2 separate regions of the Homo sapiens genome follow, and region 2 is linked to region 1. A link is a contact called in ENCODE Hi-C or POLR2A ChIA-PET data. All regions are on one chromosome and are shown on one strand. The core of a region is the stretch at or near the end of the contact, and the rest is flanking DNA. Distances in the headings are between cores, read along the strand shown. Region 1 holds the start of MCTP2 (multiple C2 and transmembrane domain containing 2). Region 2 overlaps IGF1R (insulin like growth factor 1 receptor).

Evidence for each region. A loop is a pair of places that touch in the nucleus more often than their neighbours do. ChIA-PET counts read pairs that join two places held with the same protein, here RNA polymerase II (POLR2A). Pooled maps may share reads with other maps.
Region 2: a loop to region 1 is called in a pooled map, with 4 times the contacts of the local background. The contact joins the enhancer-like site here to the promoter of MCTP2 in region 1. A Hi-C loop is called at or near these places in 1 of 168 maps with a recorded cell type or tissue (CD8-positive, alpha-beta T cell) and 5 of 50 pooled maps. POLR2A ChIA-PET finds 5 or more read pairs at or near these places in 1 of 52 experiments (MCF 10A).

What each region holds. Positions count from the first base shown.
Region 1 is chr15:94,230,309-94,233,135 of GRCh38, reverse strand. It overlaps MCTP2 (multiple C2 and transmembrane domain containing 2), which reads right to left and starts at 1,575. Exons shown (of 23, transcript NM_001385001.1): 1 at 1,472-1,575. RefSeq lists a silencer at 1,516-1,645.
Region 2 is chr15:98,864,563-98,867,429 of GRCh38, reverse strand. The region is part of intron 2 of IGF1R (insulin like growth factor 1 receptor); the gene reads right to left. Among named protein-coding and RNA genes, the nearest start is that of MIR4714, 82 kb to the right of the region's middle. Within about 2 kb of position 1,294, at least 34 of the 41 ENCODE cell types and tissues checked have a DNase peak (open chromatin) inside an H3K27ac peak, as active enhancers do; they include CD8-positive, alpha-beta T cell, where a contact is called at or near this core.

The DNA.
Region 1 (2,827 bases), core at 326-2,825:
CTATGAATATAAATTTGAATTCTTATATTAAATCTGCCGGATTTACACTCTCCATCTTAGAGACAGCATGGAATAGTGAAAAAGTACGAGTTCTGCACTCAGAAATAGCCACATGCAATTTCTAAATTCACCACTGACCTTGTACAAATTACTGGACTCCTCTCTGCCTCAGTTCCTTATCTGCACAGGGGAATAGTATCTACTTTGTAGATTTCATAGACAAGACAAAGTGCCTAGCATGGTGCTTGGCACAGAGCTAATTCTTAATAATCTTATTTTAAGCATGGTTTTGACAATTTTTATTGCTTTGGAATGACTGATCAGGCTAATGACAGAGACTCTTCAAAGATTTACATTCTCCCTGCATTTAAATACTTATAACCAGCGATTACACAGGTGCTGCTGAGGCAAAGCGCAGCACCATTGGTCTCGTTCTAAACACCCACCTGTGAGGAATAAGTGCCTTAAGATTCCCCTTTGTATTAATATCAACACCTGTGCTACCCAACAGCACACCAGCCCGGCTCTCAGAGGTCTGCCCGTTAACAGGTGTACAATAAATATTTGTTGAATTGAAATGCTACTGACTCAAGCAAAAAATGAATGCTAATGTAAATTATAATCCATACAAATCCTTCAATAAGTGGTGTCTGAATTCTGTGCGTCCTGAAGCAAGTGTTCTAACGTCTCACGGTTCACTGAGAAGCTGCTTGGTACCTTAAGGGTTCGCACCCTTGTACCTTCCAGACCAAGCTCTTGTAAGCATCTAGAGGAGGCTGAAACCCTCAGTCAGCATCGCACAGAAGTTCATTCAGACTAGAGAAAACCTCTTTTATGGCAACCCAATCATTTAAAAAAAGCCGTCAGCACATTTGCTTAACAAATGGACAGTGCAGGAGGGAACTAATTGCGGAAACTAATCGCCACTCAAGTTCACCACCAACATCACTGTCTTTATTTTTAACTTACTTATCTTCAGTGGGATTGAGACACTGTTTGTTACCTACGCAATTATCCCAAGGATTTCTGCTCCGGTGTCGTTGAGCAAATGTCAGCGCAAAGAATTAAAGTTGAACCTCCGGGTCTCTACGAAGAGAGCGTATTAAAGCCCACCCAGCTGAGGAACTGACCTCTGTGGAAGGAGTCCTGGATGTGGCGGTGACTACCTCCGTAGCGCCCCGGGGAGACTGAATGTGTGGCCTTTAAAATGCAAAGAAATTCTGGGCCAGGCTGCCCTCCCCTAGTGCGCCTTCCAGTACGCCACGCCTGGATTTCTGCCTCCAGTCCTCAGGACACCTTTCTGATCTCTGAACCACAAGCAGCTCCGGGGTAGTAGCGCCACTGAATTCTCATCCTGGACCCTCCAGCTCCCCAACTCCCAGCTTCGGTTGAGAGAAGACGCCCACCCCCAGGCGGCGACCGTGCTGCCCGGCCCACGCGCGCTGCCAGGTGAACCCGGCACCGCCCTCACCTGTGCGAGGCCGCGTTCGGGGGCTGCAAAGCTGGGCAGGCGCGCGCCCCTCACCTGCACCGGACCCGCTGCAGTCGCCACTCGGAAGCGCAGGGAGCAACCCTGACGCGGCGGGGGCGGGGGCATCACCGAGGGCCCCCGGACTTCCTCGGGCCCCCCCACCGCCCTTGCGAGCCCCGCCTAAAGGGGAGGAGGCGGCCGCGCGTCACCTTTGAGCAGCCTCCGACCCAAGCGCCCGCGCTGCCGCCGGGAGCTCGGCCGGGTGTTGCAAGGAGGCGCTATGCTTGGTGCTGGGCACTGGCTGGGCGTAGAGAAGGCGATTACTTGTAACTCATTCGTTTGGGTTGGCTCACAGGAAAAGGAAGGTGTGTCCAAAAAGTCCGAAGTGAGGAAATAGGACGAGGATGGCTTGCAAACTCGTAAAGTCTTAATAAGCTGTCTTCGCTGATACTCAGAAGGGTTCTCTTCGCTCCTGTAGGTCCCTAATAGATTCATGGGAAGACAGCAGCCTCCCTTTGTAACGCCCTGACCCTGGGAAGAGGTACCCGAGCCAGACAGCCTATTAACCTATGCCACGTGTGCGCGACTGTGGGTGGAAGATGCCCGCCCAGATCCACAGAACTGTTTCCTGAGCCTTGGTGCCTCATCTATGAGATAAGGCCGGCGTACTGCTCAGCAAGCCGTCCCGAGTACTCGGCAGAGAACCCTAAAGACCCTCCCGTGCGATTGTTGGCACTCAGCGAATATTTGCTATTTATTTCCCCTTTCCCTTACTTTCTTTTTCTACTTTTTTTTACGCCGCTTTCCTGCTGTAATTGTCTTATTGCACTTTGTTTGCTCGGTTTCACTGCCTGGTCAGTTTCTTTTCCCGTCTATGAACGAGCCTAAGTCTGTGCGCTCTAGGAATTTGGGTGGATTAGGAAAAGAAATGTATGATCCATGCCTTCTGGGAGATCAGGGACTCATCTCTGGGAAATAGCATTTTTAAATTAGATACAAGAGAGTTACAGAAAATAACCTTAAAACGGGAATGGGACCTCTGGGAATAGGCGAGCTCTGAAATGAAGCGTTTAGTTGGTGTCACTGGTGATTAAGAGCTCCGGCTTTGGAGTCAGACCTCAAATCAAATTCTGCCTGGGCAACTAATTGTGTAAATGGACGAGTTCACTTAACCTCTCTAAATTTTAACTTCAACAAACTGGTTGTTTAAATAGCTTAAAATAGCTTAAATAGCTTAAAATAATAGCTATCTCATACTTTCTGAGAAATTAATTAGGTAATTCACATAAAATCCTCATTACAGTGTCCTGGGCCATGGTAACCACTTAATAAAAGTTAGCTATTAACAATACTAAG
Region 2 (2,867 bases), core at 45-2,544, 4.6 Mb before region 1:
AGGGGTGGGGCTTCTCGAATTTATGTATTTCAACAGAAAATTATAAATCACTACTCATATTAATATATAACTTAAAATTCTTAAAAATTAGCTCAGTGCTTTTTGCCTTTAAGAAATATTTTAATTAAACAAACCCAATTTGTTTTAAAACTTCACAGAACGAGGTTCAGAAAGTGGCTTTTGTTGCTGCGCAAAGTTGATGCCTACGGATCATCTATTCCTAAAGTTGTTTAGAATGGGTTATTTCTCTCTCTCTCTCTCTCTCTCTCTCTCTCCCCCTTTCTCTCCTGGCACAAGGAAGTTTTACACCATCTACAATCCCTCCGTTAGATTAAAAAAAAATAAACCTCCATTGTGAGAGGCGCCATTGGTGTCTGCCTCCTTGTCTTCCAGTCACAAATGGAGAGGCGGGCTGAAGAACAGCTTCACTGCTCAGGATGTCATGAATTTAAAAAAGTGTAGCAATGGTGCTTGGCCAGACAGAGTGGAAAACAAAGCCTCAGTCATTTGTTTAAACAAATTCACAAAAACAAAAACACTTCCTCCACGTACCCGTACCCAGTGAATTCTAAAAAGGATCACACATTTAGTATGACTTTTAAAACTTTCACTTTCACACATTAAAAACAACATGATGGGAGCAAACAAGCGGACATCACCCCTCACTCGTGCTTATCTATTTCTGGTTTCATTAAGCTGCCGAAACGACCGCCAGCGCTTCCTCTCATCCCAACAGGAAAATTTCATGGCTCCTGAAGGTCTGAGTCAGACTGGAAAGCTCATGAATATTCTGAGTTTCTGGAGCTGATGCAAGGACGTCACTATAATTGATGACCAGGCAGAGCTATCTACTACACGTTTGAACCACTCCTCTGAAATAATTTATCAGAAGTTAGATTTTCGTTTCTAAAGCTATTAATAACAAGAGTCTGTTTCTGATTTTTAAGATGAAGTTCAATCTTTCAAGCCATTCTGCTTTTCAATAAATTCCCTCTATTTGCAGAGGCCCGCATTAATATACTCCTTGCTTTACTGCATTTTAATAAAGGTGATGAGAAAATAAACCGAAGAGAACCTGAAGCTTCCCACATGCAATGGGAAGAAAGCAGCGTGCTGCAGATTTAAATCAGGATCTGCATTTACTGGGTACACGGAAGTGAAGAGAGTACGTGCATCTGTGTGGTGGCGGCGGGGGACAGAGACAGAGGCGTCTTCCTGTGGACGGCAGGAGCGTCCTGGGCTGTTCCGCTGAGATTTGGGCTCTGAGTCATGGGGTGCTCGCGTGGAACAGTAAGACCGAGTTCAACTGAGAACGCCCGCACGTATCCTATGTTAATTTTTCTTTTGCAAACACATTTGCATCTTTTACTTTCATTTTAAACTGCGCCCCGTGCATATGTGCACTACCAACCCATCCGGGTGACGGGCAAGTTGTATCTACTCTGGGAGCCTCCTCCTGCCTGCGAGGCAAGTGGCGACCCCAGAGCGGGAGGTGGGAGCCCCCTTTTCTTACGGTTCTCGGACCGCAGATTTTCCATCAACACTCAATTAGGTTTAAAGATACACTAGGGTGTGTACTGAGATAGTTCAAAATGATTTCCTTCCAACATAAAATGGATCGTGAACCACGGGAATCCTGAGCCCTCCACTTCCCAGCGAGGCAGCATGACTGGTGCTGTGAGACGGATCCACCAGTGATCGAAACCGCGTTCTGCTAGGGAAATTGAGGTTTGGACCACGTGGTCAAGGACAAATGAAAAACCTTTTACGCATTTCCAAATATCAAAATTAAAGAATTAAAAGAGAAAAAAACCCCAAGGAGTTCATATCTTCCCAAACCACAAAGCCACGCCCGGGCCCCACTCCCTTTTCTATCCACTTTAGCACATGCCGAAGCCCAGCGTGGCCTGGGACCACGTGAGGGACGGTGGGCGTGGCCGGGGCGCAGTCACGTGGCCGCTATGCACGCCGAGCCCCACCTCCAGCCAGCCCCTCCTTGGCGGCTGCAGGAGCCCAGCCAGCGATCCAGGCGGCGTTTCCAAACCCAGATCCACGCCTGTACCTGCAATGACTTACAGGATATTTTAGGAATTAGTCCAACATATCCTTTGGGATATCCTTTGGGGTCTGTAAGTAATACTCAAATAGATTTTACCTATCTCGCTGTATTCTGCAGCCAACTTTAAAACATTCATCTGGAAACTGCAAACACAAAATAACCCTTAGTGCATGATATTGTGAATTCTGTGCCCGTCTCCCCTTCAAAAGCTATATAGTATATACTTAGTACACAAACTAACTCAGAATCATGTATCCTACTGTAAGGAGTCCTCTTTGGTCCAGCAAGCATGTGTGATCTGATACCTAGCCTACTGAGATGCCTACGATTCTTTTCTTCACATCTCCCAAATATAACAGCTACATTTCAGACTCCTAAAATTTAATTTGGAATGAGTTACAAATATCAGTGAGGAAAAACGAGGGCCACAGGAAGCTTAGTATAGCTTGCACGCTCTTGTGTGAGGGCCATAATAAAATTACAAACTGGGATGGATTGCATGATATTTAAAAAATTTAGCCATTCGGTTTCATCAAACAGAAGCATGAGATTTGATAAAATGTTACACTTGAGGAGTATAAATCTTTTTTATTTTAAAAATAATAGAAAAGACCACATAGAGTAAAATCAAAGAATACAACAGACAATTTTTTAAAACTTTCTTTTGGCTAAAGAGTTATTTTTAGGCTGAGCGCTGTGGCTCCCGCCTGTAATCACAGCCCTTTGGGAGGCCGACTGGAGAAGATAGCTTGAGGCCAGGAGTTCAAGAGGGACCTGGGCAACACAGACCCCATCTCTACGAAAAATT